Linked DNA regions of Homo sapiens: region 1 is linked to region 2. A link is an interaction called in ENCODE POLR2A ChIA-PET data of the cell type or tissue named here. Cell type or tissue: GM12878. All regions are shown on one strand. Each heading gives the region's core, and the rest is flanking DNA. Links, peaks and the distances in the headings are about the cores only. Region 1 overlaps XPO6 (exportin 6). Region 2 holds the start of CD19 (CD19 molecule).

What was found. Peaks named below come from ENCODE experiments on the same cell type or tissue, not always from the same donor. Only the 100,000 strongest peaks of a DNase experiment are listed, where the experiment ranks them.
Region 1: POLR2A ChIA-PET joins it to region 2 with 6 read pairs; 1 of 35 experiments calls an interaction of 5 or more read pairs at or near these places.

Annotation. Positions count from the first base shown.
Region 1 is chr16:28,186,688-28,191,075 of GRCh38, forward strand. The region is part of intron 1 of XPO6 (exportin 6); the gene reads right to left. Among named protein-coding and RNA genes, the nearest start is that of XPO6, 23 kb to the right of the region's middle. RefSeq lists enhancers at 985-1,154, 2,239-2,288 and a silencer at 2,681-2,820. In GM12878, for the core only: no CTCF peak of the experiment used is centred there; DNase peaks (open chromatin) are centred at 1,144 and 1,884; H3K4me3 peaks cover 2,751 bases; H3K27ac peaks cover 3,460 bases.
Region 2 is chr16:28,929,131-28,933,518 of GRCh38, forward strand. CD19 (CD19 molecule) reads left to right here and starts at 2,841. Exons shown (of 15, transcript NM_001770.6): 1 at 2,841-2,958; 2 at 3,216-3,482; 3 at 3,781-3,984; 4 at 4,104-4,379. The coding sequence starts at 2,871. In GM12878, for the core only: no CTCF peak of the experiment used is centred there; a DNase peak (open chromatin) is centred at 1,796; H3K4me3 peaks cover 1,655 bases; H3K27ac peaks cover 2,792 bases.

The DNA.
Region 1 (4,388 bases), core at 91-4,090, 740 kb before region 2:
AGAGACAGAGTGTTGCTGTATCACCCCAGACTGGAGTGCAGTGGAACAATCACAGCTCACTGCAGCCTCAAACCCCTGGGCTCAGGCGATCCTCCCCACTTCAGCCTCCTGAGAAGCTGAGACTATAGGCACATGCCATCACACCGCTCCAATTATTCTAAACCTAGCTTTAATTCTGGAGTGACTAAGCAACTCAGCTATTTGTTGGAGAAATGAGAATTCAATACTCACTAAGTAACTGATATTGCTTAAATTAAGCCCCTGGGATACAATGATGAGTAAGACGGTCCCTAACTTCAAAGAACTGAAGGTGGCCTAGCAGTTACATCCTGTAGTCCTGGCGTACATATAAACAGCCTCAGAAGACCAAAGAGAAAACTAACTCTATCTGAAGGAAAGAAAGCTTCAAAGGGGTGATTTGGGTTTTGAAGAGCAAGGAAGTTTACTAGGAGGATAAGAAGGAAAGCATGCCTGATTCAATGTCACTCGCCATAGGAAGCCACTCCAATCTGAACACTCATGGTCTCATAAGCGAGTACCTAGCCCCATCCTGCATTTGCTTCTGAGACTGCAATTTATAGTTTAACCTTCATGAATTTTCCTACACAGATTACAGTACAGATCAGGTCATTTACATCTTGTGTCTTTGTCTTGTAATCAGTACTACAGAATTTTGCCCTTGGTGCTGTTCTCTGGTCATTTCAGAATGGCAAAAGTTTTAAAATGCAGGCTCTAGGGTCAGGTTCCCCAAGTTTGAATCCAAATGTGCAGCTTGACCTTGGCCTAGTTATTTAATGTGTCACTGTTTCTTCTTGTGCACAAGTGGGGACAGTAAAAGTACCTAACATATTGGGTCATTCTGAGAATTAAATAAAATGTAAAATACATAGTAAACACAATGTCAGGCATGAAGTGTGGGCTGAAAGTCACTGTTCATACGTCATAGATATTAGGCTTCTCTACCCAGAACATCAACTGTCTGGAAAGATGCTCTATCTAGTATGTCTGTATTTTCTACAATATCTACCATGGGCTGGTGGCTCAACTATCTTAAAGACCAAATTCAAGACAGTAAAAGGAACAAGAAAACTGTTGGTATCACTTTCAGTTTCTCAAGAATACTGGTAATTCCTCCAAATTGAAGATACATGTGACTCTTTACATTTTCCCCTTTAAGGGTTCTGACCATAAGCAGACTTCTGCTCACACGCAGATTCAATCTGTGTTGAAAAACAGGAGACTGCTAACACTGAGACTGAAGGTGGATAATAAGGTGCTTTTCCCTAAGATGTAGCAGCTAGAAGGTGGTTTCCTCAAACCCTGATTAAATCTGTAATATGTTACCTAATGGCCTCTAAAACAACCCCCTCTAAGCATAACCTTTTTACAAAATTAATCTTGGGGAATAATGACTATTTTTTAAATTTTTTTTAAATAAAGATGGGGTCTTGCTATGTTGCCCAAGCTAGTCTTAAAACCCCCAGGTTCAAGCAATCCTCCCACCTATGCCTCTCAAAGTTCTGGGATTACAGGCATGGGCCAACATGCCCAGCCAAAAATGACTATTTTTTAAAGACACTTCTATTAAGCTTTTTGCCATCCTTTCCCAGAGCCTCATTTTGTATAATCTACTAGGAGGTGAATCATATGGGTCTCCTATATTCAGGTTCATGGGCTCATAGATACCAAACCTCAACAAAATGAGGACTAGTATCCCAGAGTGCCATTCAAATATCCCTGTGGCATATCTAGAACAGTGTCATTACCCTATTTGCTGTATATAAAGGTTTCGAAGAAAAGTGATTCTATCCCTGCTGCCAACGAAGGTTAAAAAGTATGCAAAACATATCCGGTGTGTTACAACACATGCGATTAGCAAAGATATTCAAACTCATGTAAACTTTCTCTGAAAGCTAACAGGATTACCATAGATGTCTAAACTCTCAGATCATCACTCTCACTTCCCTACACCCTTCACCACTGCAAAAAAAAAAAAAAAAAAAAAAAAAAAAGGAGAGAAAAAAATCTTTGACCTGTAGGCCTGCACACAAGTATGAGATGAAATACTAAGCTTAAAATAACATGCATGGGAACCAGGGCGAGTGACATCTACCTATCCCCCTCCTGAAGTCATTCAGCTCAAAAAGCCAGAAAGCTAGAAAAGTGCATCAAGGAAGCCCCAGTCAGGAGAACGACATTCAGAACAATGCTTCCTCCCATCTCTCCCTCCGGTCACTACTGCTCTTTTGCATCCCAGCCCGTAGATATTTTCCTTTTCCTTTTGTTTTCTGGAGGCACAGGTCTTGCTCTGTCGCCCAGGCTGGAGTACAGTGGCACAAACTCTATCTCCCGGGCTCAAGCTATCCTTCTACCTCAGCCTCCCAAGTAGCTGGGACCACAGCTGCACACCACCACATCCAGCTGATTTTTGTATTTTTTGTAGAGCTGGGGTTTCGCCATGTTGCCCAGGCTGGTCTTAAACTCCAGGGCTCAAGCGATCCGCCTGCCTCAGCCTCCAAAAGTGCTGGGATTAGAGGCACGAGCCACCGCGCCCAGCTGACACTTCCTTTAAAAAAAAAAAAAAAAAGCACAGCATATTGAAGTGGAAATCTCACTTTATTCCTCTATTTAAAAAAAAGAAAAAGTGGTGAAGCCCACTGACCCTCCACAGTCTAGCAGTCAGCAGGGCAATCAGGGAAGCCCAGAGACACTGGATGACTCGCTCAAAGACACACAGCCAGTGAGCAGCCAGCCAGAATCTCAGCCCCAGCCACACCCATGTGAGTTCCTTTCCTTAGCCTGACTGTGATAGGACAGCGTAAGGCCAAGCAGAGGGAAGACCGAGGTACAAATATACATTGATGTAATTCATTCTAAACATTGTGTACAAGAGTTGCAGGAGAAAAAAAAATGTCTTCTACTGAAGCAAACAGACAACCACAGCATGTAACAGGACTGCTAAGGCTGGGCAGGCGCGCCCACCCCTCTATTAACACAATCTGGAACAAAGTCATCCCCTCGCATGAGAAAGGCTTCTTGTTTTCTTGTCTGCAGCTTAGATCTAGACATAACTTTGCACAATATCTTCACACAGACATTTAATATTTGATTAAAACATACACTCTGGCTGCATCTAAACATAATTTTAGTCATTAAAAAGCACTTTTCTGCTTTAATCTAAAACTACCATAAAGTTGATCGATGGCAGAACATTCCTCTATTATTTCTTGGGTTTGCACAAAGTGCCCAGTCAGATTGTCTGTCTCTTCCTCTAATTACTGCTGAGGACCAAGAGTTAGAAGCAAGATGACTGCCGGGTGTCTGGGCCAGGAAGTTCAACTGATCCCACTGTGGCAGTGATAACATGGAAGCAGCATATTTTCTCCCCATGGAGACCAGTTAGAGGAAACATCTTTGTATACAGAGGATGGTACGTTTTATGCTGGGAAACCTCATCCACATAGTATTGGAGAATGCATAAAAACAAGACTCATCAATCAGCTACCAATGGAGAGGTGCACCAGTTTCTTTCTTTATTTTTTTTTTTTTTTGAGACTGAGTTTAGCTCTATCGCCCAGCTGGAGTGCAGTGGCACAATCTCAGCTCACTGCAACCTCCACCTCCCAGGTTCAAGCAATTCTCGTGTCTCAGCCTCCCAAGGAGCTCGGATTACAGGTGCCCGCCACCACACCTGGCTAATTTTTTTTGAATTTTTATTAGAGACAAGACTTCATCATGTTGGCCAGGCTGGTCTTGAACTCTTGACCTCAAGCGATACCGCCCACCTCGGCCTCCCAAAGTGCTGGGATTACAGGCCTGAGCCAGCGTGCCCAGCCTGGTTTCAATAATTTTAAACAACAAATCTAAAGACTAAAGAGCATGACAAGTAAATGCTACACCTGACCACAGATTGATCCTGGACTGGAGGGAAAAAATGCTATGAAAGGCATGACTGAGCCAATTGACAAAACTGGAATACAGGTGGTAGTAGGTTAGATCAAAGTACTGAATCAATGTTCTATTAACCGAAGATGGTAACTGTACCATAGTCATGTGGGAGAATGCCCCTATTAAGAAATATATGATATAGGGCAATGGACCATGACAAAGGCAACTTACTCTAAAATTGTTCAGAAAAAAATACATGTGTGTGTGAATGTACATGCATGTACATGCATATATGTCTATATATACATATAAAGAGGGAACGTGCAAATAACGTTAACAGGACAAAATATTAACGGTAGGTGAGTTTGGGTAAAGGGTATGAGAGATCTTTGTATAACTTATTCCTTGAAATCTTTCTATTTGAAATCATTTTGAAATAAACAGTTTTTAAAATACCATCCACTGGCCGGTACCCTCTACCTTGCCCCTGGCTGCTCCCA
Region 2 (4,388 bases), core at 68-4,067:
AGGCAGATGAGAAGACTAGCAAATACACATGCATAATTTGAGATTGGGGCAAGTGCTGGGAATGAAATAGGGGCATGCGATCAAAAAAGCATGTGAGTAAAGGGAATTTGAGAAGGTTTTCTTTTTCTTTTTTCTTTTCTTTTCTTTCTTTTTTTTTTTTTTTTTTTTTTGAGACAGAGACTCTGTCATCCAGGCTGGAGTGCAAAGGTGCAATCTCGGCTCACTGCAACCTCTGCCTCCCAGGTTCAAGCAATTCTCCTGCCTCAGCCTCCCGAGTAGCTGGGATTATAGGCATGAGTTAATTTTTTTGTATTTTTAGTAGATACTGGGTTTCACCATGTTGGCCAGGCTGGTCTCATTCTCCTGACCTCAAGTAATCCACCCGCCTCAGCCTCCCAAAGTGCTGAGATTACAGGCATGAACCACTGTGCCCAGTCTTTTTTTCATATTTTTTGTAGAGATGGTGTTTCACCATGTTGCCCAGGCTAGACTTGAACTCCTGGGCTCAAGTGATCCTCCCACCTCAGCCTCCTGAGTAGCTGAGACTACAGGTATGCACCATCATGCCCAGATACATTTTTTTTGGTATTTTTAGTAAAGACGGATTTCTCCATTTTGCCCAGGCTGGTTTCGAACTCCTGGGCTCAAATGATCTGCCCACCTGGGCTTCCCAAAGTGCTGGGATTACAGGCGTGAGCCACCGCGCCCAGCCGAGATATATATATATATATATATATATATATATATATATATATATATATATAGAGAGAGAGAGAGAGAGAGAGAGAGAGAGAGAGAGAGAGAAAGAAAGAGAGCAGGCTCTTGTTGCCCAGGCTGGAGTGCAGTGGTGCCATCTTGGCTCACTGCAACCTCCATCCCCCTGATCCTCCCGCCTCAGCCTCCCAAGTAGCTGGGACCACAGGCATGTGCCACCACACCCAGCTAATTTTTTGTATTTTTGGTAGAGATGGGTTTTGCCATATTGCCCAGGCTGGTCTCCAACTCCTGAGCACAAGCAATCTGCCTGCCTTGGCCCCACAAAGTGCTGGGAGGTGTGAGTCACCTCGCCTGGCCTGAGATATATTTTTTTAAATAATAATATATAGATTTTTGAAGCACTGGGGGGCACAGGGAAGGCCTCTTTGAAGAAGTACCATTTGAACTGAGACCTAAGTGATGAAAAGAACCAGTCCAGCAAAGAACCAGAGCCCCCAGCAGAGATCCAGGAAAAAGGGCTGCAAGTGCAAGGGCCCTGAGGCAGGGAAGCACTTGGCAAGGAGAGTGGTGGAGGCACGAGGTGGAAAATGTAGGTAGGTCAGCAACACTCGGCCTACTAGGCCTTGGGTTGGAGTTTTTATTTTAGCTAGATGAAAAGCAACTGACATTTTTTGTTTTTTAAAAAATTTCTATAGAGATGGGTTCTCGCTGTGTTGCACAGGCTGGTCTCAAATTCCTGTCCTCAAAGGATCCTCTCGCCTCGGCCTCCTAAAGTATTGGGATTACAGGCATGAGCCTCTGTGCCTGGCTGTAACTGACATGTTTTAAGCAGGGGAATGACATGCTCTAGTGAAAGCCAGTCTGGGCAGCTGGGTAGCTAATGAGGGGATTAGAGAGATTTTGTTGAATGAAAGGCAGATTGAGTCCTGCTACTCGCCCCCTTCATTCCCCTTCATTCATGCCTCATTCTTCCGCCTCCCAGCCGCCTCAACTGGCCAAAGGGAAGTGGAGGCCCTGCCACCTGTAGGGAGGGTCCCCTGGGGCTTGCCCACAGCAAACAGGAAGTCACAGCCTGGTGAGATGGGCCTGGGAATCAGCCACTGAGAAAGTGGGTCTCTTGGGTCCCTGAATTCTTTTTCTGAGTCCCTGCAGCAGTGAAAAAGACACAGAGGCACATAGAGAGTGACAGAGAAAGAGAGAGACAGAGAGGAGAGGCATGGGGCAGAATAAGAACAGATTTAGGAGTTAGAACTCCTGGGTTCTTTTAAAACAATTTTTCTTTTAGAGACAGGGTCTTGTTGTGTTGCCCGGACTGGAGCACAGTGGCTATTCCCAGGCATAATCATGGTGCACTGCAGCCTTGAACTCCTGGGCTCAAGCGATCCTTCTACCTCAGCCTCCCAAGGACCTGGGACCATAGGCGTGTACCACTGTGCCTGGCTTTTGCCTGGTTTTAAACTGAGGCAGTATGACTTGAGCTCTTAGGCATTAATTGAAGCTGTATCTCATTAACTGAGGGCTTATGATGTGCTGGACACTGGGCTAATAGTGCTGAACATATTGTCATTTTTAATCTTCACAAACAATATTTGTATAGGACTGTTTTCTTTTCTTTTTTTTTTTTGAAACAGAGTCTCACTCTGGTGCCCAGGCTGGAGTGCAGTGGTGTGATCTCGGCTCACTGCAACCTCCGCCTCCTGGTTTCCAGTGATTCTCCTGCCTCAGCCTCCTAAGTAGCTGGGATTACAGGTGTGCGCCACCATGCCCGGCTAATTTTTTTTTTTTTTTTTGAGAAGGAGTCTATGTGCCCAGCATTGTTCTAGAGCACTTGCAATTAGTGGTGAACAACACGGTCTCTACTCCAAGGGGCTCACATTCTTGTGCAGAAAACAGAAATGAACAAATAAACACACAAGATCATTTCCCGTGGTAGTGAGAGCTGGGATGAAAATAAAACAGCGTGGCAGGGAGGAGGCAAGTGTTGTGAGTCTGGAGGGTTCCTGGAGAATGGGGCCTGAGGCGTGACCACCGCCTTCCTCTCTGGGGGGACTGCCTGCCGCCCCCGCAGACACCCATGGTTGAGTGCCCTCCAGGCCCCTGCCTGCCCCAGCATCCCCTGCGCGAAGCTGGGTGCCCCGGAGAGTCTGACCACCATGCCACCTCCTCGCCTCCTCTTCTTCCTCCTCTTCCTCACCCCCATGGAAGTCAGGCCCGAGGAACCTCTAGTGGTGAAGGTGGAAGGTATGTCCAAAGGGCAGAAAGGGAAGGGATTGAGGCTGGAAACTTGAGTTGTGGCTGGGTGTCCTTGGCTGAGTAACTTACCCTCTCTGAGCCTCCATTTTCTTATTTGTAAAATTCAGGAAAGGGTTGGAAGGACTCTGCCGGCTCCTCCACTCCCAGCTTTTGGAGTCCTCTGCTCTATAACCTGGTGTGAGGAGTCGGGGGGCTTGGAGGTCCCCCCCACCCATGCCCACACCTCTCTCCCTCTCTCTCCACAGAGGGAGATAACGCTGTGCTGCAGTGCCTCAAGGGGACCTCAGATGGCCCCACTCAGCAGCTGACCTGGTCTCGGGAGTCCCCGCTTAAACCCTTCTTAAAACTCAGCCTGGGGCTGCCAGGCCTGGGAATCCACATGAGGCCCCTGGCCATCTGGCTTTTCATCTTCAACGTCTCTCAACAGATGGGGGGCTTCTACCTGTGCCAGCCGGGGCCCCCCTCTGAGAAGGCCTGGCAGCCTGGCTGGACAGTCAATGTGGAGGGCAGCGGTGAGGGCCGGGCTGGGGCAGGGGCAGGAGGAGAGAAGGGAGGCCACCATGGACAGAAGAGGTCCGCGGCCACAATGGAGCTGGAGAGAGGGGCTGGAGGGATTGAGGGCGAAACTCGGAGCTAGGTGGGCAGACTCCTGGGGCTTCGTGGCTTCAGTATGAGCTGCTTCCTGTCCCTCTACCTCTCACTGTCTTCTCTCTCTCTGCGGGTCTTTGTCTCTATTTATCTCTGTCTTTGAGTCTCTATCTCTCTCCCTCTCCTGGGTGTCTCTGCATTTGGTTCTGGGTCTCTTCCCAGGGGAGCTGTTCCGGTGGAATGTTTCGGACCTAGGTGGCCTGGGCTGTGGCCTGAAGAACAGGTCCTCAGAGGGCCCCAGCTCCCCTTCCGGGAAGCTCATGAGCCCCAAGCTGTATGTGTGGGCCAAAGACCGCCCTGAGATCTGGGAGGGAGAGCCTCCGTGTCTCCCACCGAGGGACAGCCTGAACCAGAGCCTCAGCCAGGGTATGGTGATGACTGGGGAGATGCCGGGAAGCGGGGGTCCAGAGACAGAGGGGAGGGGAAACTGAAGAGGTGAAACCCTGAGGATCAGGCTTTCCTTGTCTTATCTCTCCCTGTCCCAGACCTCACCATGGCCCCTGGCTCCACACTCTGGCTGTCCTGTGGGGTACCCCCTGACTCTGTGTCCAGGGGCCCCCTCTCCTGGACCCATGTGCACCCCAAGGGGCCTAAGTCATTGCTGAGCCTAGAGCTGAAGGACGATCGCCCGGCCAGAGATATGTGGGTAATGGAGACGGGTCTGTTGTTGCCCCGGGCCACAGCTCAAGACGCTGGAAAGTATTATTGTCACCGTGGCAACCTGACCATGTCATTCCACCTGGAGATCACTGCTCGGCCAGGTAGAGTTT